2 separate regions of the Mus musculus genome follow, and region 1 is linked to region 2. Evidence: chromatin loops called from intact Hi-C (ENCODE). Cell type or tissue: gastrocnemius. All regions are shown on one strand. Links, peaks and the distances in the headings refer to the core of each region. The heading gives the core; the rest is flanking DNA.

Region 1 (12,177 bases), core at 2,876-10,875, 520 kb before region 2:
ATGATGCAATACATACCTCAGTTCGGTGGCCAACCATTGTTTTGAAGCAGTGCTGGTTATCCAGGTCCCACCACTTTACCATAGTGTCTTTCCCACTACAAGAAAAACCAGAAAGAGATTTTTTACTAGGAAGAATTGCTAACTAACAGGTATGAGAGTAACTCGTTTGTTGTTTTAGAATAACGGTAATGTTGGAAGCTATTCTACCTTACTGTTTATCATAATAAGCAAAGAATTCTAACTCTCCATGTGGCCGCTCAACCAAGAAGCTTCATTTCTGCACACAACACACAATTTAGTCACCTGCCTTCCTCTCACCACTTCACCTTAAAGCACTGCCATTCTGACTGCTAACCAGGAACATCTCAGAGCTCTCAGCTGCAGTCATCCACATCCCCAGCTTAGGTTTTCCATACTGAAAACGTGCTCTCTGTGGCCTCTACAGCCCAACTCCCCATCCACGGCTGTAAAACCCTGGACACGTCCTCTGACCTCATTATTCAGAAGCTTCGCATATGGCCTCTTGGCCCATTGCTGGCTCCTCAGTGTTACCAACACTGAGGTAACTTCCTGAGAACTACCACGGTTTTTCTAATTACTGCCCAACAAACCCTACGATCTTAGTCTCCCTCATTAAGTGAATGCCTGGGTTGTATTAGACTGAACCATATGAAACTGGTAATAGTTGACCACTTTTGACATAACAAAAATAAAATTTTCAAATGTATCAACCTAACAGATGTCCATTAGGCCTCTAAAGCACGCTTTTTTCCTCAAAAGGTATGCTTCCAAACACACAGGTTAGCATTTTGCAAAATGCTGTAACTCAGTGTATAAGACTAGCATCTGAGAGGCAGAAAGCTGGCAGCTAAAGCACACTGGCTCACAGCCATGAGGACAAGGGGAGCACGAGCAAGGAGGCCGACTCCTCTTCTAACTCGGAAGTCATCAAGCCTTTACCTTGTAACCAGCAGATTCCTTTCTCGGAGAAACAAAGCTTGTGTGACAGCATCCTTGTGTCCCTTTAGACGGTAGAGGCCACTTTCATTGATCACATCCCAAATAATGACATCTGTATCCTTGAGGGACAAAGTAACACACAAGAAAACAAAAATTCTTACCACAAGAGGCTAAATGACAAGAGATGGGGCTCAGTCACCATGAAGGTGCTATACTGCCCAATACAGCTTGGGGTTAGACGGCAGTCCACCCTTCATCCAGGAGTACTGAGCAGAGACTTGGTTTTACATTGCTCTAATTACATATGCATGAGATCTCCAGGCTACTTCTGCATGAGAAAACAGAGCGCTCTAGATATGGTGTACCAGCCACTTAGGAGGAAAGCTGGACAGCTCAGTAAGACTCCACATCAAAACCACAAAACACAACAAAGAGGAAAAGAGCCCATGCCAGGATTCAGCTTGAAACCATCTTTTTATTTAATGCACTTTGGTAGTTAATTAAGCTGTACTCTAGTTTCTAGTATTACTATTTAAATTTCATATTTTACATAAATGAGTCATCTCCAATTTTGTTACTATAAAATATGCAAAGTTGAAAATTCACATGCATAAATCTTTGTGCATTTATCTTACTACAAATAGATGCTACAGTTTGATGTTCTTGGTTAGAGGATGGGGCTATTTTTACAATTTTAGAGTCACACTATCATAATAATCCTCAGATTACATCTATCTATAGAACTACCAAAGATCTGTATGAGAAGACCAGCTTCCCATCTGTGTACTCTGAGTAGTATCACCTTTCTAAAACTGCCTGCCAATTCTCTTCCTTCCATGAACAATGCTTGCTCTTCATATCCAACTTGTTTTCCTGACACTGAGATGGGGTCTGATATAGCCCAGGCTGGCCTTGATTTCACGATGCAGCTGAGGCTGACCCTGAACTTCACCTCCAGCCACCATCTCCAAGTATTAGATATACAAGCACAGGACAAGTTTATGTGGTACCAGGGACCAAACCCAGGAGTTTCTATATGCGAAGCAAGCATTCTACCAACCAATGCTAATTCTTCTCATTATCTGTATTAAACAGTGACACTTTACCCTGTTTATTTTTCATCAATGTTATCTTCTACATGTTATTTTTTAACATCTTAATTTACAAGTCTAAGAGGTAGATGATAGTTTTTATTAAATATTTTCTGCTTTTCTTTTTATACTTTTTTAAATGAAAGAAGTTTAATGTCTTAAATTTATGATTCAAATCTAAAAGAAGATCTAAAATCAATCTTTTCTTCACTGTGGGTTTTGGTTTTTTTGTTTGTTTGGTTGGTTTTTGGTTTTTTGAGACAGGGTTTCTCTGTGTAGCCCTACTCACTCTGTAGACCAGGCTGGCCTCAAACTCAGAAATCTGCCTGCCTCTGCCTCCCAAGTGCTGGGATTAAAGGCGTGCACCGGGCTGGTGAGATGGCTCAGAGGTTAAGAGTGCCGACTGCTCTTCCAAAGGTCCTGAGTTCAAATCCCAGCAACCACATGGTAGCTCACAACCATCCGTAACAAAAATCTGATGTCCTCTTCTGGAGTGTCTGAAGACAGCTACAGTGTATTTACATATAACAAATAAATAAATATTTAAAAAAAAAAAAAAAAAAAGGCGTGCGCCACCACTGCCTGGCGTGTTTTTATCTTTTGAGAATTTCATATATTTTTTATATTCTTCCCCTGAACATTCTGAGCCACCCAGCTTCATTCTCTTTCTCCTTTTAAAAACAAACCAACAACATAAAGAGCAGCAACAGCAAACCAGAGCCTGATATGTGTTGGCCAACCACCCCAGCACAGGGTCTGCCCGGAGCCTGGCTGATACAGCCAGTGTCACTCCACTGAAGAAAACTGATTTTCCTCTCCCAGTGGCTACAATTGCAAATAGTGCATTTCCTCCTCTGTGCTGGGAAAACAATGATCTTTTCTTTGCCTTCTTTGAGAGAGGGTCTCACTGTGTATCCCCAGAGACAAAGCTTGGCTGACTGGCCTCTACTTCAGAGCAATGCAGGTGCCCTGAATCTTGAGTGCTGGGATTAAAGGTGTGCACCAGCACACCTGGCTTTAACTCATCAACCTGTAAAACAGATTCATTGGCAAACTATAACCATCTTCTTTTCTAATCTTCCTGGTTATATAGTTTGGGGTCCCTCTTCCACAGTGATAGATTCCAGAGTACCTCTGTGTTATTCTTTCATGCCACAGACTTTTATCAGAGAACAGAACAGGAAACAAGTAGAACACTCCCTCATACGCACCCATCCTCCTCACTCTTTCTCCCAAATGTATAGTAGCTTGGACACGGAGAATCCAACCCATCTCATAGCACAGTTTATGAGAATAATCTGCTCCTATATTAAGTGTGAGAAACAACCCTGGGCACCTGTCTGAGGCTCACCTTAGACCCAGAAGCCAGCCTGCCTCCTAGCTGATCGTACTTTAAGCTGGTGACAGCTGCTTTGTGTCCATTGAAGGTTATGTTTCCTTCACCACTGAGGAGGCTGAAGATTCGGATGGCTCCATCCTCATAGCCAACAGCTAGATGCAGCCCATCTGGGGAAGGACACAAGCAAGTGACTTCTTGTTTATTCCCCTGAAGGATAAGGATCTGAAATCATAAAGATGAAAACCAACTCAGAAGCGTGAGGCATGTAACAAGACAGCAGCACAGGAATGACCTCAGTACATACACATATCAACACATAACACATACACATATCAACACATAACACATATCAACATATAACACATATTACACATATCAACATATAACACATACACATATCAACATATAACACATACACATATCAACATATAACACATAGTACACATATCAACATATAACACATACACATATCAACATATAACACATACACATATCAACAATTTCCAGTCACTGATACACGAGGATAAAACTTGACAAGCAAAGACCATAAGCTCCTCAAGAGGTCATCACGTCCTCTCAAGCTTGGTGCTGGTGTGTATGCAAATGATCCAGGCAATGAGCTAAGTTAGCAACTTTGTATCCCAGTGATTTCTGATACAGAGCTATAAACTCATCCTTGTTGTAACTCAACCTACAGTACTAACAGTTTCATCCCAAGAAGAAGCTCTGGGTAGCAACAGGCTTCTATATATTTACATCTATAAATCTATATGTAACTCATCTCACCTCCTGGGAGTCACACAGTAAAGAGGGATAATTTATCTCTTTGTGCTTAGCAAGAAAGGAATAGCTTCTGTCACAGTCAAAGCAGAGTGAAGCAACCAATGAATCTCATCAGTTATGGTTAAGAGAAGGACTGCACAACACAGCAGAATGACAGTCCTTTGAAATTCTACTGCTTTACAGCTGGCTGTGAGAACAAGCAGAACATGAAAAGCAGAACCGGTCGACAAAAGTAGAAGTTAATAATGGCTAAGAATAATAACCCATGAAAACGAACACACCCATTTAAGCAAACTCCTGCTTGGCTGTGACTTTCAGAACACAACAGAATCTGGTGCTAGCCGTCTAGAAAAATAAAAGGGAAGTGATCTCTTGGGGGACTCACACACAAATGAGTGCAGGCAGGTCAGTCAAGGCTCTCCCACTTCACCCTTCCAAGAGTCGGTGTCATTTAACGGTGTCCATTTCTTATTTCTGACTTACCTTCTCGCCTTTCCTTAAGTCCCAGATAAAAACGTGTTCACAGGCGGGTACTGCCACATAGCGTCCTTTCTCACCACGGAGTGTCACAAAAACAATGTTACCTTTTTGGCTGCCAATCAAGCCAAAGACAGCACTAGCCACATAGCGCAGATACTGTTTAGTAAGCCCCATGCTGGGCTGTCTGATGACACCGGGAAGGCAATCTGTGTAAATAAACAAAATTCAGTTTTTGCAATACAATGACTCTGCACAGCTAACAAACAGGAACCTTTTTTTTTTACATGATCAAAAGCATGTAACTTGGCACAGATGGTAAAGTACCTGCTGTAGTACCCGCACCCACACATAAGGCCAGGCACAGAAAAATGCAGGTCTATGACCCCAGCACAGGGAAGGCAGAGAGAGAGATTCCTGGGATTCGAAGAGACCCTGTGTGTAGATCAGAGGAAGCCCAGAGTGAATGGGTCCTGCTGACATGAATGTAGCCATGTCAAGGACTTCAATGCCCCAGACCAATAGGAGAGGCATCATGGTCCTTTGGTTCAAGTGGGATGTTTACAGTGTTCCAGAAAATGTTCACCATAGCCTTCTTCCCTCCCACCACACCACCATGTGTACTGACTGAAGACTGCTCCCCACAGACTGTCCCTATTGCAATTAGATATTATCTCTATACAATCACCCTGTCTCCTTGTTCAGTTGTAAGCAATAATCCCCTCTTCATTTTCAACTGTATATAATAAGCTCGCAGAGCTTATGGGGCTGCTGCAGTTCCTCTATCCAAAAGCTCAGACCAACCGATCTCAGCTTTTATGCATGTGTGTTCATGTGTCTGCCTTTTCTACCCAGTTTTCTCTTCCCTGCACTTTCATCTCCAGTTTGTCTTCAACGAGCTGCTGCACTGGTTTTCTATCTAGCACTTCCACGTCCACGATTTTCGCTTCAAGTCATAGTAACACGCTTGTTTATCGTTTTCACATGCACTGTACCTACCCGAGGGCTTTAAAGCTTATTTCTCAAATAACTTCGCTTGTTTTCCTTCCTGCGACCTGGTCACTCTCAAACTATCCCCCGCACCTAAGTTTCTATTGCACATCATCCCCGAAATAATCCAAGGAAATCGGGCAGTTCCAGCAGCCTCGCACTCCGGCCCGGGGGCAGCGCGCGGCCTCTGGGTTCTGCGATGCAGACGGCCGCGGCAAAGGGCTTCTCCCCGGCCTCCCTAGTGCCCTTAGCGCGGAGTCCCTCGCCGCGTCGGCTCACCGTGAACACCACTGTGCGGGGAACCGCGCCCCGCGATCCCTAAAGAGCCAGCAACACTCACCTCACTCTCCACGAGGCTCCAGCAGACAGCGCTGCCTACGAGACCCGCCACTTCCGGTCCGATTGGAAGTTTCTTCCGCCCGGCGTTTCCCTTACCTTCTAGGCGGAAGTGACGGCAGAGCGCTGTGATTGGGTGGCGTGGCGGAGAGGAAGCGGGTACCTTCGCTGTCAGATCGCTGTCGCCAGTCACCCTGGCCTCTGGAGACCGGTTCGCTTCAGCCTCCGCCTCTGGCAAGCAAAGTGTACGGATGTCATCCGCCTGAATTCTGCCACGGATCTGAGTGAGCTGCGGGCCGCCGCCCGGATGGGCCCGCCCGAGCGCTGTGAGAGAAGGGCGAAGCCGGGAAGGGAGGGCGACACAGTCGGGTGCGGCGGCTGGGAGGGATTGGGCTGGCGGGTCCTCCCGGGCTTTGGGCTTCGCACTCAGGGTAGGTTGGGTCGCCAAGCTCTGGGGACGCAGGTCCCCGGGATTTGCTGGGACGCGGTGCTGCGAGCAGCCCTGCGGGTGGCGGCTCTAGCAGAGTCCAGCCCGTCCTATAAATCGGGTTCCCTGTGGTCAGACGCTGAGCCCAGGATGCTGAGTTGTAAAAAGACCCCGCAGTCCCTGGAGTGACATTGACCTGGCTTTGTGTTTCCGCTTTCAGGTCACTTGAGAGGGAAGTGACCCTGGGCTTACTGGTCCTTAATTGTAGACTGAGACTGAGCCACTCTGTTAACGAGGAAATTAGCTTTTCTTCTCTTGCCCCCTTTTATCCTTGGGCTGGTCTAGAAGTTTTAGAAACGAGGTCTGATGTCTGTAGCTGTCTATATAACTGTACGTATAACTATACAAAAGAATTGATCCCTGCCATGGTTTACTGAACCTCTGTAGCCAACCTAGAAATTAGACATGTAGACAATTGTAGCTGACAGGTAGACTTGTCTTCCTTATTTTTTTTTTTTTTTTTTTTTTTTTTTTTGAGACAGGGTTTCTCTGTGTAGCTCTGGCTGTCCTGGAACTCACTTTGTAGACCAGGCTGGCCTCGAACTCAGAAATCCGCCTGCCTCTGCCTCCCAAGTGCTGGGATTAAAGGCGTGCGCCACCACGCCCGGCCTTTCCTTTTTAATTTTAGCTACTATTTACTGGGTAAGATTTTCTTAGTGATTTAAAACATGTCCAGCTCATCCTCTGTGTTTAAGAAAATTGTTTTGAAAGAAGAATCATTTGTAGTGGGTTGGATGAAAAGAAGGCAAGAAATCGTGATGATAAATTTATTCCAGGCTGGGGAGGAACATTTGGATAGATGTGTATGGACCCTACCTCCTGTAGATGCTGTGCATTTCCTTGTTAGAGATGGGAGATGTGTGCTTTGGTGGGGAAACAGTTTAGAAGATTTCAGGCCTGCCCAACCTTTAGACATTGCCAATTGATGTTGTCATCTTTGGTCGTGGGATCAAAGCCAGGTTTTGTCCACAACTTTAATACCAGCACTGGAAAGCCAGCCTGGTATGATATAGAGTGCTGCATCTAGCATCCCTATCACCACCCCTCCTTAGACAGAGTCTCACAAAGGCCCTGTTCTGGAGCTCTCTGAAGACCATGTTGTCCTTGAGCTCACAAAGATCCACCTGCCTCTGCCTACAGCATGCAGGAATTAAAGGCGTGTACTGGCCCGCCAGGCTAAACTAGCACACCTTAATCTTACATATTTTCTTATCCAGTACTTTAAGATACATTTTCTTATCTAGTACTTGAAGAACAACATTATTATTTTAAGTTTCAAATTGCACTCTGTATGAAGACTTGCAACTGAAGCATGCTCTGGTGTGTTTAATATGTAGGTGACACTGCTAATTCACCGGAAAACATGTGTTTTGTATGTTTTTTTGAATGATGATTTACAGTTTACCTGGGACCATTGATGAAGGTTAGAGGTCTGTTTTATTATAATGTATTTATTTGCTGATATAGGTGAGCACGGACATGTTTTCATCTGAGCAGCTTCCATTTGCATAAAGTAACTCTTGTAAATATAATTGATTTGGCATCAGGATGAATATGGTGGGTGCTTTCACCCTTATATATCCTGGGCATTTAAATATTGAAATACAGAGCCATAAAGAATAATAAACCTGTTATTTGCCAAAAGCAACAAACAAGCTGCTTAATTATTAGAGGTCAGATTCATGGTCCAACTCTATGTGTTTCCCAGACTTAGCTCACCTGTGTAAACATTTGACAGTCATCTTCTCCTCTTAGTTGGTTCTCACTCTCCCCCCCCCCCGCCCTTTTTTTAAGTGGCACCATTCATTTTGTTTTATTTTGTTGAGATAAGATAATTCTGGCTGTCCTAGAACTAGGACAGCTGGGCCTCAAATTCACTGAGCTCAACCTGCCTTAGCCTCCCAGAGCTGGAATTTAAGGCCTGTGCCACCACACCCAACTTGATACCATTCTTTTTTACCTGTTTGGAAACTCAGGTTTTGAGACAGTGATCCCAAGTGCTCTGCCTGATGCTGCCGGACCTGGAGGAGTAAAAATCTGGTCTCTGCAGGCAATTCAATTTTTCAAATAACTCACAATTTGTATGTTTTTAAAAGCTAATGGTGGCAGGATGCAGGGGGAAATAAGCTACAAAGAACTCTTTGAATCATAAAGAATAGTAGCTTCTCTTTGTTTGGGGGGGGGGGTCCTTTCTCTTAAACTAACATAGAAAATATTTAGCCTAATTCATAGATCTGATTTAGTCTGGAAACCAACAACTTTTTGATACAAAACTGTGCCTCAGGAGACTGTGAGTTTTACTAAACTATAGTGCTTGTTTGCAAGCTTGTTCAAAGTTCAACACTGGTCAATTGATTTCCAGTGGGAAGGGCTTTTTGGTTTCATGTTGCTTAATTTCTGGCTAAGGTTATAAATCACTGTAGTCATGTCTGCTCCCCTTCCCCCCCACACACACAGTTCCCATCATGCCCACCACCCTGCTTGTTTTCAGTCTATCCCTAGAATTCTTAATCTAAGTCTGGAAATCCTTTCAGATATATGCATCATCTCTTACAGGCTATATTTCTTACCACACATTCTGTGGAGTGAGACAGTGTTTAGGTTTCTGCCACCTTTGGGTTCGCTGCTCCGCTTTTGCACAAGCATGGCCATGAGTTTATGTTGGGAGCAGGCAGGAGTTAAATCTCTTTTTAATGAGAAAAATCAGTTTCTCTTTGGAGGTGCGGATGGAGCTGCCAAAGAATTCAACCTTGATTAACTTTCAGGAAGCTTTCCAGGAAAGGCCTTACCTTTTGCCCCACAGTCAGCTTTGAGCATTAGTTATCGTTCATTTAGCACTCACACTGACGTCTTCAGTAGCTGGAGAGAGGCAACGAGCTGTACTGACTGGAGATGATTGGGTGTATAGGAGACCTACTGAAGTCCATACACATCAAGGACAGTAATGGGACTTCTCGGAGAAAGTGATCAACTTAGGTTTCTGTTGACCTTGAAATCAGAGCTGTGATCGTCGTTGAGGGGGGAAAGTTTTAAGAGGATACAGCTCTGCAACAAACACTCAAAGTGAGGTGGAGCCTAGAGTAGCGTTACACTCAGGTGGGAGGAGGACTGAGCTCCCAGGTAAGAAGCTAGATGCTTTGCCGTGCACCTGTGATCTCAGCTTTGGAAGGAGGACACAAGAGATGGAATCTTTGAGGGTTTTGGTGGAATCACCGAGCTCCAGGCTCAGTGAGAGACTGTCTCAATAGGTTGAACAAGCAATTAAGGAAGATACCTGCTGTTGACTTTAACCTCCATTCACATGCTTACACACACCCATGCAAGCACATACCGCACCCTCTCACACAAAGTGACATGGTGAGCCAGGCCCATGGCACTAGCCTGATGTTCCGAGGTTCCAGCTGCTCGGGAGGCTGAGGCAGGAGAATCTGGTTTCAAGGCCTATGTGAGTTAGAGTGAACAAGGTAAGGCGGGGCAATTTAGGGCTGGAGATATAGCACATGATAATGTTTGCCCAGCATGCCTGAGGCCCAGATTCAACCCCAGTACAAAACAAACAAACACAAAACAACAACAACAACAAACTGGGGAGATGTTTCTATGGTCTGAAGAAGAAATGAGGGAGGAAAGATTTTCCAAAAATGTTCAGGGAGAATTGATGTTATTCTTGTGACGGGCAGCTAGCAAAGTGCTTGAGTTAAGACCTTTTGGCTGGCTTAAGCATGCAGAATATACCCCGAGATAACTCAGAAGTTGGAAAAGAGTATTCTATAAAGATGGATTTGGAACTAGAGAGAAGTTAGTGGTTTGAGCAGTAATATTGATGGTGGGTCCAGCTAACGTAGGAACACGCACACTCATTTTGGCACAAAATGGCTGCTTGTGTGATTTCCTTCCCCTAGTGACACAGGAGCAGATGTTGGGTTATTTAGGGATTAACCAGACATGACAAGGGAAGTCATGACATCAAGATCTGTAGGACTGTAACTTAGTTGAGCACTCAGCATTCAGCACTCAGCATTCAGCACTCAGCATTCAGCACTCAGCACTCAGCATTCAGCACTCAGCATTCAGCTTGCATGGTGATTTGACAGCGAGTGTGGAGCCTTTGCTGCACATGGAAATAGAACTTCATCTCAGCCGTGGTCACACTGGCCCTGAGGAAATCTCAAAAGGTAATTCATTGTGCCTTGCTTTACGGCAGGTGCTCTGCTGTGTAGTTTTGGCACAGATTATTGCATTCATCTTCATGATAAGCCTGTGAGTTAATTACCTCTGCTTTAGCTATAAATACTAGCTTTGCCTCAAGGATCACAGCTCGAAGATGTTGACTCAGGGATCCGCACTTGGACCTGGACACAGAGTCTCATGACTTGCATTATGCCACACTCCACTTTTTCACTGTGTGTAGACATAGGTTCAAAGTTATGCACACAATGTGATTTTACCTCTGTCACAGAGAAAAGAAGAACTACAGCAAGGTGGAGATTCTTTTTGTCTTGACCATTTAACTTTTTGTTGATCTTTCACATATTCCAGAGGCAGGTGTTAGTGTCAGGAATAGAATTTAGCTTAAAGAAGCAATTATTCATTTATTTACTGCCATCAGGTGATATGGTGAGCCAGGCCCCGGACACTAACCTGATGTTCCAGGCACTCAGGAGGCTGCGGCAGGAGAATCTGATTTCAAGGCCTAAATGAGTTAGAATGAGCAGAGTAAGGGCTGGCAACTTAGTTCAGTTTTGCCTGGAGCAAATCTGAGTATTTTTACACATGTGGCTTGTGTTTGTCTCCAGGTTCAAAGGGACTGAACTAAGTACAACATCTAGAAAACTAATCTTAAAGCAGGATTATTTAGTATAAACATAAGCACTAATACAAATTATCTTAGCATACTCTATAAGATCTTTTTTTTAGCTGCTAGCTGAATGACCATACTTCCCATCTAACAGTAGGTTTGCATATTCTGATAGATCTGTGCTTCCAGTTAGTATCTGGTCTCTCTCCGAGAAACGTGGATAAATTAGTTTGGGAAGGGCAAGTTTGTTCTCCCTGAGTATGACAACAAACATTAGCCTCAGGTCAAAAAGCTTTTTAAAAATTAGCTCCCAGATTGACTTTCTGTCCTTCATCTGCCTGCTCATTTCCTGAACCCACGAGGTCTTGATCATTTGGTAGCATTCTGCTCTAGCTGATCTTTCTGGCTGAAGCACCCATGAATGCGCCCTTCCTTCTGTTGGCCTTCCACTGCTGTCTTTGCTGAGCTTCCTTCCTGGCTTAGCCGCCTCCTCACCTACGCTCTTGTCTTAGTGTGCATTTTGCTGTAGGACTCAGCCCTAGGATCTCTTTCTCACTGTTTGCACTTGTCCCGCAGACAGTCTTGTCTAGTTCCCGTAGTTTTCAACACTGCACTTGCTGAGACTTCTAGATCTATGCTGAACCTCTGCTCTGAGCTCTAGCCTCAAGCATCCATTTGTTAGTTTGACAGTAAACTCAGGGCTATGTAATAAACATTTTGAACTCAGCACATTCAAAAGGACAGACATATGGAATGGGAACCCTTGCTTTTCCTTCACCCTACAGCTTACTCCAATACCTCTTCTCTATAAGTAGCATCACTAGCCAACTCAGTTGCTCAAGGGAAGTAATCTAGGCATTGTCTCACTTGTGTGGATCCTCTGTATTCCTATGACAAATTCTTTGGATTTATCTGT
Region 2 (12,177 bases), core at 2,092-10,091:
AAAGTTCTATTCCTGTATAGACCCAGAGTCCAATGTTGACTGAAATGATTGTTACATAAACTGTCCTCCTAAATTATATTCTACCGTTTTGTTTTGGTTTTGGTTTTTGGTTTTGGGTTTTTTTTTTGGGGGGGGGGGTTGTTTTTTGAGACAGGGTTTCTCTGTATAGCCCAGGCTGTCCTGGAACTCACTTTGTAGACCAGGCTGGCCTCGACCTCAGAAATCCGCCTGCCTCTGCCTCCCGAGTGCTGGGATTAAAGGCGTGCGCCACCACTGCCCAGCTTTCTAGCCATAGACCCTTAAGAAAGCCAAAAGAAACTTTATTTCCTTAAAACACTTATGTTTTAATAACAATAATAATAAATACCGTCCACCTATTATGGCATCAATACTCATATCTTAAAATATCTAATACAAAAATTAAAAAACATCCTGTTGTTTCAAAATGCTAAACTAATAATGCAGAGCTATAGGCATTTTTGCTTCATATGAAAATTAGGTTTTAAATAATATACAAAAGGTTATCCTGTGAGTGGGCAGCTCACAGTACAGTGTCTCCCAGATTACACTTGTGAAAGAAAAAGAAATGATTTAAAGTGGAGAAAAAAAACAAAACAAAAAACTCAGACTATCAAAAAATCAAAAACAAACAATAACCAAGCAGCCATCACAAAGTTAGCATCAGAAACCAGATGCCCTCTTTACTAATCTACAACTATACTTTGATTTAAAACAACCAGGCCGTCCTTAATACTCATCTACCTCCCTAGCAAGTACCCCTTATGCCAGTGAAGGGCCAACTGTGTGTCTGAGACAGATCAGAACCGTCTGAAAAGTCTAGAGCACTACCTAGACTTTCCTATCTACAGAGCTCTTCACACCTCGTACCTTACACTCCAATAACCTTCATTATAGCTAAGATAAACTATTGGAGGATCTGTACAGAGGAACCAGGAAAAACAAGCTATGCTCTGTGTGTTGAAGGAATCATGGAGACTATCCACTACCAACTCTATTCTCAACTTGAGAACTGCATAAAAAAACTTACTCCTCAATACAGTTAAGTCTATGAATACAAATTACTTGTTCTTCAACTATGAAGTTTAAAAAAGTAGTCATTCAGTATTCCTATCCAAAGAATAAAAATAATAAGAAAGCACCAACTTTAGTCTGTTGATCACAAATAAGAAGTTCACAGTCTCTACATAATCCATATATAAGTAAAGAGAAGCAAGACAAATAACCAAGAGTTAAATAGGTCATGGAATAGTCGACAGACATAACACAAGACAAAACAGCAAACCCTCAAAAGGGCCAAAAGTCTTAAGAAGGAGAGAGGCACTGGGTGTAATACTGTATATATCACTATTATTGTGCCACCCTGGGAGACTGAGGCAGGAAAGTCAATAGTTAAAGGCAAGTCTGAGCTACATAGCAAGACCTTGTCTTAAAATATAAACTAAACATATTAGGGGTTTAAAGACACAGAAAATGTATCAAAGGAGTAAAAAAAAAAAAAAAAAAGGAAGAAAATTAAAAATGAAATACTGCTATTTAAATCTGTAACTCATACTATAATGACTCATTTAAATTATGAACTTGATTAAAACAATAAACACTGAGGGCATTAATAAGGCACTCCATTGAGCATGTCTGTTTGAGTTCCAAAAACAGTTAACTAGATTGAGGAACCCACCCTAAAGATGGAGAGTACCATCCACTGGCTAGAGATAGATGAACATGGACAGTCCCTTCCCCTACTTCTTGGTCAGGACCTTGAGCCAAGCCTCTCCCACCATGCCTTCCCCAACCTGCATTCTAAACTAAATGTCAAAAAGAACCTTTCTGTCCTTCAGTTGCTTCCTATTGGGTATTTGGCACCAGCAAAGAAAAGTAATTAATACAGAAAGTTAGAACCGAGAAGTAGGGCCTGTCACTGCTGTGACAGCCTGCCCACACATTTTAGAGCCCTTTGGAACTGGTCTACAGGAGGAGATAAGAAGACTTCGGCTCTGCTAGAACTCAGCTTCTTAAAATGTGGGTCAGGAGCACAGATGGAAACGCACAACTAAATGCAGGAGGCATGGAAATATGGCAACAGCAAATATGCAATAACCAAAGATGTACTCAACAGCTAACAGGAATGATTCTGAGGTGTCTCTAGCAATGCTCATCCAAGTTCATCACATGACTTCACTGCAACCCTGATTCTGAATACACGACATGGACACTTGTGATGTGATACACCATGCAATGTCAATAAACTGTTTCAAGGACACTGTATGCTGTTAGCTGCAATGTTTTATTGTATATGTTTGTCCTTAAAAAATAGAAATTCAACTATGAAAGCCAATTCTTCTAGTATTTTAATCAGCATGTATTAGTTTATCTTTGTATAATATTAAAAGGTTTGACTCTTAAAGATGCTATGTCAGTTGCTGATTTCAGTTTTATTTTAAAAATCATTAAATGAATTTTGGCTTGAGGTTATGGCAGAATTTCTAGCAATTTCAGAAAACACCTTTAAACGTGCCTTTTGTGGGCCAGCGGGATGGCTCAGCAGGTGAATGCACTTGCTGTCACGCCTAATGACCTGAGTTTGATCCTCAGAAACCACATGGTGGTAAGAGAAAACTAACTCCCACAAGCCATCCTCTGTCAACCATGTGGGCTCCAAATGAGTCCTATGGCATGTGCATATTCAGATACACACACACACACACACATACATATATACAATAGATAGATGACTGATTGATAGACAGACAGACAGACAGAAAAATGCTTTTATACATTTTGCCATTTTATACTAATTTATGTGAAACAGAATTCTCAGCATTGATGATTATAAAATTAAAATACTAATCAACTGAAAAATGAAGATGTTCTATTTCCTGCATTATCAAATATTTAACTAGGATTTCTTTTTTTAAAGTGGCCACAGATTTAAACACATCCATATCATTAGTATGCAAACCTGCTTTTGTGTTTAAGGTTATATGAAAGCCAAAGAACACTTTTTAAATAAATCTGATTTACTGTAAATAGTTTCTATCTGTCATATATATATATATATATATATATATATATATATATATATATATATATATGGGTGGATTGGGGCAACAGGAGTCAAAATTAGTAAGACGTTAAGTCCTTGGGTGATGTTCTAGAATGCTGTAAATGGAACTTAACAGGCCATTCTGGGAGAAGTACAGAGGAACAGAAAGCCAATAAAAATGCAAACAAGCGAAGTCACAGCTCACAAGGCCTCAGACAGAAATAAAAACTCAGCTGGAAACTGGACTAGAGGACATTCATATTACATTCTAGAAAAGAATATAGCTGTGTCTTGCTTGTGTCCAGACAACTTGAGATAAATTAAAAAATAATGGACTAATTTGTTTAGCAGAGAAATTTCACTATAGCAGAGTGTTGAGGCTGTGGCATGGTTACTACCCACTGCTCTTGCCCTGATTTATAATGAGGGAGAATAGAGAAATAGGGAAAGTACACAGTTTAACAAGAAAAGGAACATACGTAAGCTTAAAGTTCTAGACATGGTAGACATAGGCAAAGAATGTTCAGTTATGAAGGAGATTACAGGGTTCAGCAGCTAAGAGGATGCACTGCTCTTGCACAGAGTCTGGGTTTAATTCTCAGCACACATATCAGAAGGCTCACAACTACCTCTAACCCTAGATCCAGGGAATCCAACACCTTCTTCTGGCCTCCTTGGGTATCAGCACATATGTGCAAAATTTATGTACATACATATAGTTAGGTAACCTAAAAACCATTTTTCTTTAAAAGAGGGGAAGTTGAGAGAGTAAGGCAATCAAAGAGAAATCACTCATTTTGTACTAGGACAACAAAAAAGGTCCCTCTAGAGACAAAGAGATGGGTCATTCGGGAAAGGCACTTACATACAACCTTATATCCTGAGTTCAATCTCTGGAACCCACATGGTGTAAAGAACCATTCCCTTCTCTAATCTTCACACTTGCACCACAGCATGTATACAACACACACACACACAAACCTTAAATTTTAAAATATTTTTAAAAGAGAAATATTCCAGCCGGGCGTGGTGGAGCACGCCTTTAATCCCAGCACTCGGGAGGCAGAGGCAGGCGGATTTCTGAGGTCGAAGCCAGCCTGGTCTACAAAGTGAGTTCCAGGACAGCCAGAGCTACACAGAGAAACCCTGTCTCAAAAAAACCAAAAAAAAAAAAAAAAGAGAGAGAGAGAAATATTCCTTCTTAGGGCAAGACCCCACCCACTGAAGACTTAGACTTAGCTAGTAAAATGCAAATTCCTTTGAAAAGAGCCTGCATTCAGAATGCTGCTGAAGGGGTTTCCTACTAGAAAATACCTGCCTAGGGAAGTGTCTTCCCAAGTTCAACTGCCAATGCACATAGAGGCCTTGTAAAATAGGGTGCCAGACTACATTTTGACTTGGCATTAAAACTTGGCAGGGTTGTACACACAATGCTGGTTTCACACACATGCAAAATTAAAGAATTACAGGGTCATGGAGGCTTGTACCAAGGTTCCAGGAATCTACTGAAGCCAGGCAACACAAGATCAGATACCCTGCAAGGAAGTTCTAAGAAGCCACTGCATGAAGTTATGAGGGTGAAACCTAAGTTACAACAGAAACAAATCCCAGGAAGCTGGAGATGCTGGGACCTGGTATATCTGCCAAAACAACTGCAGGGAAGGCATAGACTAGCACAGGATAAGTATGCTGTATTGTAGACAATAGAACCAGAAGGGAAGGACTACCCAACGTTGTTAGAGTCCATATGTTATCAGGAACCATGGATACTAGACATGTAGCTACAGAATTTGGCACTTGTCCTGCTTGATTTCAGTTGTACTTTAGCCCTCTCTTTCATTGCAATGTCATTACTACTTTTAGGAGTAGGAATGTTTATATACTGTGCCATTGTATATGGAAATAAATAACTTGGATTTTTTGTTTATTTGTTGTCAATTTTATGAGTTGAGAGACCTGTAGTTAAGAGATTGCCTTGAGTCTCAAAAGAGATCTTAGCTATTTTGAATAGCATTGAAACTGTTAAGACTCTGAGGACTTCTGAAATTGGAATGAATATATTTTGCACTATGAAGCAGCCATTAGCCTATAGGGGGTGGAGGTAGAATATTAAAACTAAAAAGATGTGTTTGAGCCGGGCAGGGGTGACACATGCCTTTAATCCCAGCACTTGGGAGGCAGAGGCAGGTAGATTTTTTGAGTTTGAGGCCAGCCTGGTCTACAGAGTGAGTTCCAGGACAGCCAGGGCTATACAGAGAAACCCTGTCTCAAAAAAAACAAAAAAACAAACAAACAAAAAAGATGTGTTTGGGCAAGTTGACAAGGACGCAGACTTATGATGGTGAATTTCAACTGCCAACTTGATTAAATTAATAAATACCTAGCTCACTAATAAGGCACTGTGTCATCCTGCATGGCTTAGGTCCAGAAACCTTGACTAGGGTCAGTGAGAGAATGAAGAATATATATCCAGACCCATGTACAGAAAAGATGGGCTCAGGTAGAGAGTGGTGTACACAGGCTGATGGAATGGTAGCTACTACCTCTAGAATCCAGAACCTCAGGAATTCATTTACAGCATATGAGGAGGAGTTGGCTAGTTTTGGGGGGTCGGGGGGGGGTCTCTGTTGGCAAGCAGTCTCCAGCTGTAACCATGTAGTTGCTAGCTTTCATACACCCTGATCACTTATCAGTAAACAGTCAAACTTTGCTTTTCTGAGCCTGAACCGCATGGGAACAGGTTTGCCGATTTCCCATGGGTCTACTCAGAGTCCTTGGCAAGACTGGGCCCATGTCAACAACACTCACTCGCTCAGGGCTTCCTCTACAACTGCAAGGCATGTCAGGTATGTCTGTCCAGGGTGTTTTCAGAAACATTTAACTGAGAAAGATACCCACCTATGGTTGGGGAGCATCATCCATTGGACTAGGCTCAAGGGCTAAATAAAAAGGGAAACAAACCAGCCATGCACTAGGATTCCTTTCTGCTTCCTCAGCACTACAGTCCAAGTTGCTCCCACTGCCATGTAACGAGCTGCATTCCTCAGCTTTGAGGCAAAAGGAATGTTTCTGCCTTTAAGTTACTTCTGGTCTAGCATCTAGTCACAGTGACTAGGAAATAATGAATACGAGCACTAAAGAGCAATGCCAGATAATAAGCAAAAGCCAGCAATCTGGATGTGAATAAAGAATTTGAGGGTCTGCTTCAGTGGTTAAGAGCACAAAAGGTCGACTCCCAGCACCCACATCCAACAGCTCACAAAGGCCTGTAACTCCAGCGCCTGTAGCTACAGGGGATCTAACACCTCTGGCCTCTGCAGGTAAGTGCAATCTTGCACAGAATAAACCTAGAGAGAGAGATTCACACATACATAAATAAAAATATGAAAGAGGAGAGAATTCAAGAATCTCTCATTACAACACTTCTGTGGGTTTTGACATTTGTTGGAGTTTTTGTTTGTTGAGACACTATATAGCCTTGGGTAGCCTAGAATTCATTATGTAAATCAGGCTAGCTTTGAACTCTCAGAGATCCTCCTGCCCTGCTTCCAGAGTGCTAGTATTAAGCCACCTCAACACTGGCTAAAGTACACTCTAGTCTGATGTGACTGGTAATGGTCACTGTAGGTTCAAGATGATTACATCTACTACACTGTCACATAGCCACCAAATAGAAACTACATTCCACTTTAGGTCCTTTCTACTCCAAAGCCTACATTTTTTTCCCTTTAAGAAAACTATCAGGCCGGGCGGTGGTGGCGCATGCCTTTGATCCCAGCACTCGGGAGGCGGAGGCAGAGGCAGGCAGATTTCTGAGTTCGAGGCCAGCCTGGTCTACAAAGTGAGTTCCAGGACAGCCAGGGCTACACAGAGAAACCCTGTCTCCAAAAACAAGAAAACTATCAGACACCAGGCTCTGCCCATAGTGTCACAACTTCAGAGCCTACCTGTCATGCTGCCAACCCTCTTAGCTCTCATAAGCCTGGTGGGAACTACACTCTTTTGGAAAGTATGGAAGAGTCTCCCCAGAAGCTCTCCAGGCTCTGAAGCCCAGCCAGCTGCTCAAGGCCCAGTGGGATGCAGCTGTGACCGTCAGCCCCAGCCAGGCGGCCAAGGTGAGGGACCTTGCCTTGAAGATCTGCTGTCAGCCAAGCTGCACTCCCCACCCAGTCTCCAGCCACTGCCCAGACTCCCAGTCCTCAGAGGACTGGAGAAATCACAGGGGCTCCCCCAAGGGTAACTCAGGCCCCCTAACCCTGTCCTAAGTGTGTGATGGTTTACCGGAGGGACAGGGGCAAGTGTGTAATTTGTACCAGGTAATGTAATAACATCAGCTGAGACAGACAGACAGCAACTAGAAATAAACACACATAACTCTCAAGTATTCAATTTGAACTAACATGATCCTAACTAAAGGATAATTTACAAATATATGTTCAATGTTTTAAACAAACACATGGGGAGGTCAACCTCATTTGTACAATGTCATTATATAAGCAATGTCAGTTTCAAATGAAAGACTGAAAAATGAAAGGAAACTGTCTATACACAAGTTAAAAAGATACCCTTTATGTAAATCAACATATATTGTAATAACATAAATGAGCAGTATAACAAATTCCTATTTGTGGTGATTTAAAATCACAAATGTAATTTTAAACTATTAATACAATTTGTGCTATTATCACCTTGACAGTGGACTGGTACTTTAAAAATGCTTTATAAACATATAAAAAGTTTATTGAAAAACTGTGTAAGCTACTTAACAAAAGGGAACATGCTAAGCAAACATTAACCACATAAAATCATTATTAAATAAAGGCAAAAAATTGTAATAAAAATAAACAAAGGCATTAATAGAAAAAAAAGTTTGTATTAATGCAAGACCATACAAAAAAGAAACTCAGAAGTTACTTTCCACTCTCTCCTCCTACCTTAACTTCTATATTCAGCCAACCACAGGTCCCTAAAATTAACTTCATTTCTCACTAATTTATCTTCTCTCACAGAATTACTAATATGGCCACAGTCAATTTGCTGTGTCCTAGACCCTCAACCTTGGTTGTCCTGCACAAAAGTAATTGGTTTTGTTTTTTTAAATTCAAAATGAATTTTTTTTTCATTTTGCTTCTGTGACTTCCCAGCAGCTACTCAGAATGAAGACCAAAATACTTAGCAACAGTCCAGCCTAGAGATGCAAACTTAACCACTGGCAGGCTGAGCATTGATTTATTGTGTTACTTGACACCTTAAGTGAGTGGCATAAAATGGAGAGCGCACGCCTGTCAAGAGGGAGCCAGATTCCGACTGAGTGTTAGCCATCGGAAAATAGACACTTGAGTGTTGCTCCAGTCGCAAATTTTTTTAAGAAAAGCCAGAAATCTAGACTGTCACATGAATCTCCCACGTTGTGCATGCCAGGAACTAATTCAAGCTTCTGTAACTAGGGGATAGGCAGGAATTGTAAATCCACATCTGCCCTGTCTACTCTCTGCACCTGGCCACACAACCACACTGTCTACCTCGTCAGTCACGGGAACATTTCCTGTACCCGTAAGAACGCCAGGTTTTTCCCACTAGGGCTCTCCTGTGCAGCCTGCTTGACCATGCCTCCTCCCATCACTGCTTCATCTAGCTTTCTTTTTCTCACCGTTTCAGAGCCCCTTCCCCCTCAATGAAACCTTCCTATTCTCATTTCTCTCCCCCTCCACTCCAAATGCTGGACAGTCACTCCCTACAAACTCTGGTTGCTCTGAGTACAACTTTCTAACAACCAAAACCAAAATCATTGAATCCCTGAATCATTAGCCCATCCACACAGGAGGCTCTACATGAGCAGTCTGAACAGTAGATTATTTGTTGTTAACTAATAACAGTTATAAAATAATGTCATTATAAAATGTTCCTTTTGATAGAAACATTCTGGTGTACTCTTTAAAATATTTATCAAACTGTACCTAGATTTTCAGAAACATAAAACACTTAAAGCAAAGTCAGAATTCAAACATTCCAATTATAAGTGATAATAACCTAAGTCTCCCTGACAACTGGCTGAAGTTGTGAACTATATCAAGGACTCGCACGTATTATCTCATTCAGTACAGCCCATAAAGTAGATGTCGCTGTCATACAGAGGAAACAATTTGAGCTGATTAAAAACTGGCTCAAAAAACAAAACAAAACAAAAAACTCACAAATTTTAGTCAGTGTAAAATGACTAACAACTGAACTAAAACACCAAGGTACTACACTAACTATGCATTCAGAAAGAAACATTATCCCAACGAGTATCTCTTAAACACTAGTAACAAGAATTAATGCCCTCCATTTGCAAGGCTCCCCAACCCTGTCCCTAGCATGCACACAACACACACACACATAACACAATTTTTACCTTCTAAGATACTACACACAAAATAAGTATGATCTTAGTTACAAATAATTCTATAAGACTATCTTTCTGAATTACTTTTAATCAAGATCATATTTGCACATTAGTTTCTGTCATTTTAAACGTATTCCTTGCTCAAAGTAAAATTATTCCAAGCAGACTGTTTTCAGGTGAGAGGAAGCAACAACAAAGTGTAAACAAAGAGCAGCACAAACTGTTCCTGCCACAGCCAGCGTTAGCACTGCCTCCTTCACTGCTTCAACTCCCCACACAGGAGTTGATTCTCTGAGCTGGTAGGCAAGCAAATCCAACAGCACAGTGTCCTTTCCGTCACCCTGACTCTTCCTATCCCAAGCTGAAAATGCAGCTCAATAACCACCCCTTGGCCATTACAACTCTGTTCCCACTGCCAAACTCAGGAACCAGGGGTTCTGAGTAACAATAAATACACACATATTCCTGGGCTCTAATATATGTATATTCCTGGGCTATAAAGTTTAAGAACTGTTACTTATGAGACTTAAACGATTCTTTTGAATTTGTGCAGTACAATGAACATAAACACACTTTCATTTGAATGTATTTTAACTTCAACTAGTTGAGAACTTTTCTTAACTCTCTTAATATCAATTTTAAAGTAAAAATTTGCAAACTTCTACCCATATAAAATATAAAGGAAGCCACTTATCAGTACACGACAGCAGATCATAATAGCTAAATGACATTAATACATCACTGCTGTCAAAAAGCTCTGAACATTTTTTTCCCAAATGTTCATTGCATCATATATACATACCATGGGAAATAAGGTCCAGAAAAACAACGTTTCTTTTTCAGCAAATATTTCCCAGACCAAGTAAGGTTTTTCACAGTTACAAAGCAAGGGAAGTTTTAAAGAAAAACCTCTTAAAGTATGTAAGTTGAAAATATCAAATATCCCAAAGTATAGAAAAATGGTATGAAACTGTATTATTAGAAGTACTCCAATAAGGCCAAAAGTCAATGAACTAGCAAGCAAGTAATTATTAACTTCACAGACAAAGTGAGAACGCCCTCATTACAATAGTGTATTGTCCCAAATATTTAACTTAGGCTCACATTTGAACCTAGGCTTTTTCAAAATCCTCACACTAGGTTAAAACCACTACCCATTTTCTACAGGGGTTCTACCATTCGGGTGAAGTCTCATACATACTTCTCTTTCACACATTCAAGAATTAGCTTATGAGAGGAGAGAGGTGTTTGGAAAAAGCGAATTGTCTCCAAAGTCTCCTTTTAGGTAAAGATCTAGAAATGACTTAAAGGCTGGAAGCAGAGCTTCCATTTCATTTCATCTTGATTATACCCTGCCAAGGGCTCAATTCAGAATAACTGGCCAAATTATGGTTAGGGATATACACACCCCACCTTTTAACATTTAAAAAAAAAAAAAAAAATCAGAGCACAAGCCAGAGATTGGGACTTGGTGGCTGAGCAAAGTCTAGCAAGCTGTCAAGATTCAGTGACTTCACATGGTGGCAGAAAGGCAGAAACACGTTCTCAATACGCGCATGCTGACTCCCTGTATCTCCGCTCCCTGCTGTCCACAGCAGAAGAGTCTGACTGAACACTTCGTTCTGCCGGGAAAAACCAAGGAACCCTAGGAGTCCTTCCAGTCTATGTATGGTTCTACCCAGGCAGCTCTGAACCAACAACGTTCAACACCCTGATCATTCACAGGGGCAGGAGGGGGAGGGGGGAGAGACAAGAAAGCAGTGAACTGTACCTTGCTCTCCCAAAAGGAAGTACCATAATTTAAGTAACAAACGAACCTGTGTCTGTGTTCGTCGGGTCCATGGATCAGGAAGACGCCGGGGTTTTTAGCTCCTTTGCCGGCATCTACGTGAGGAATTAACACATCTTCTAAGCCCAGATCAAAGCGTTTGTGTTTTGAAGAGTCTGGAAGGAAGAAGAATGCCCCAAAACACAGGGTGATGAAGGCACTAAGGATGAGGAGAAGGATAAACTTCTCGGAGAGTCTCAAGGTAGCCCTGTGATGTGGGAAGGAGGGCGGCCCCAGGTTCAAAGGTGGTATCCTACGACCAGAGAGGGGCAGCAGCGCTGGGGTAGTCATCGTTTAGGCTCTTGGACGGAATACTTTATAAAGTTCTCATCTTATATCAAACGTACAACACATCGAACCGTTTCTCAAAACCTCGGCCAAAAAAAAAAAAAGAATAAACTCAATTTCCCTCCTCTCAAAGGATTGTTGTGCTTTTTTATTATTATTATTATTTACGAGGCCACCTCTTTCACGCTCTCCGATTACATCCAGAAGCCCGGGTGACCTCCCAAGCGATCGTTGGTTTCTGTCCCGTCAGATCTTCTCGCCATTTGGCTCTCGGTGCCTCACCGGATGATCGCGAGTCTCCTCTTCATTCCCGAGAGTGGATCGGGCGAGCCACACCGCAGAGAAGCTGCAAGGTGGGTTCTGCCATGCCCGCGCCCCGGCGCGATGCTCAGAGGCGGCTGCCCGCCCCGGGAGGCGCCCGGCGAAGACGACGAGTTGCAGTAGGTCGGTTCCACTCGGTCCCCTCCGGAGCCTCCTCCGCTCCACCGCTCCGCAGCCTCCGCGGCTTCCAAGCAGCGGCGCCGGGCGTAGCAGCGACGACCCTCAGCCGAGGCCGCGAGGGCGACGGCGTCCCGAACACTACAGCGCCCGCGCCGCCGCGCGCTCTGTCAGGAG

What was found. Hi-C counts contacts between places; a loop is a spot of excess contacts. Peaks named below come from ENCODE experiments on the same cell type or tissue, not always from the same donor. Only the 100,000 strongest peaks of a DNase experiment are listed, where the experiment ranks them.
Region 1: a loop joins it to region 2, with 2.2 times the contacts of the local background. A loop is called at or near these places in 7 of 42 quality-filtered maps.

What each region holds. Positions count from the first base shown.
Region 1 is chr3:100,156,364-100,168,540 of GRCm38, forward strand. Wdr3 (WD repeat domain 3) reads right to left here and starts at 6,044. Exons shown (of 27, transcript NM_175552.5): 1 at 5,981-6,044; 2 at 4,657-4,859; 3 at 3,403-3,612; 4 at 961-1,079; 5 at 17-95. The coding sequence starts at 4,827. Gdap2 (ganglioside-induced differentiation-associated-protein 2) reads left to right here and starts at 6,100. Exons shown (of 14, transcript NM_010269.3): 1 at 6,100-6,302. In gastrocnemius, for the core only: no CTCF peak of the experiment used is centred there; a DNase peak (open chromatin) is centred at 6,099; H3K4me3 peaks cover 2,842 bases; H3K27ac peaks cover 1,829 bases.
Region 2 is chr3:100,673,298-100,685,474 of GRCm38, forward strand. It overlaps Man1a2 (mannosidase, alpha, class 1A, member 2), which reads right to left and starts at 12,176. Exons shown (of 13, transcript NM_010763.2): 1 at 11,264-12,176. The coding sequence starts at 11,565. In gastrocnemius, for the core only: no CTCF peak of the experiment used is centred there; DNase peaks (open chromatin) are centred at 5,859, 7,167 and 8,557; H3K4me3 peaks cover 2,117 bases; H3K27ac peaks cover 2,217 bases.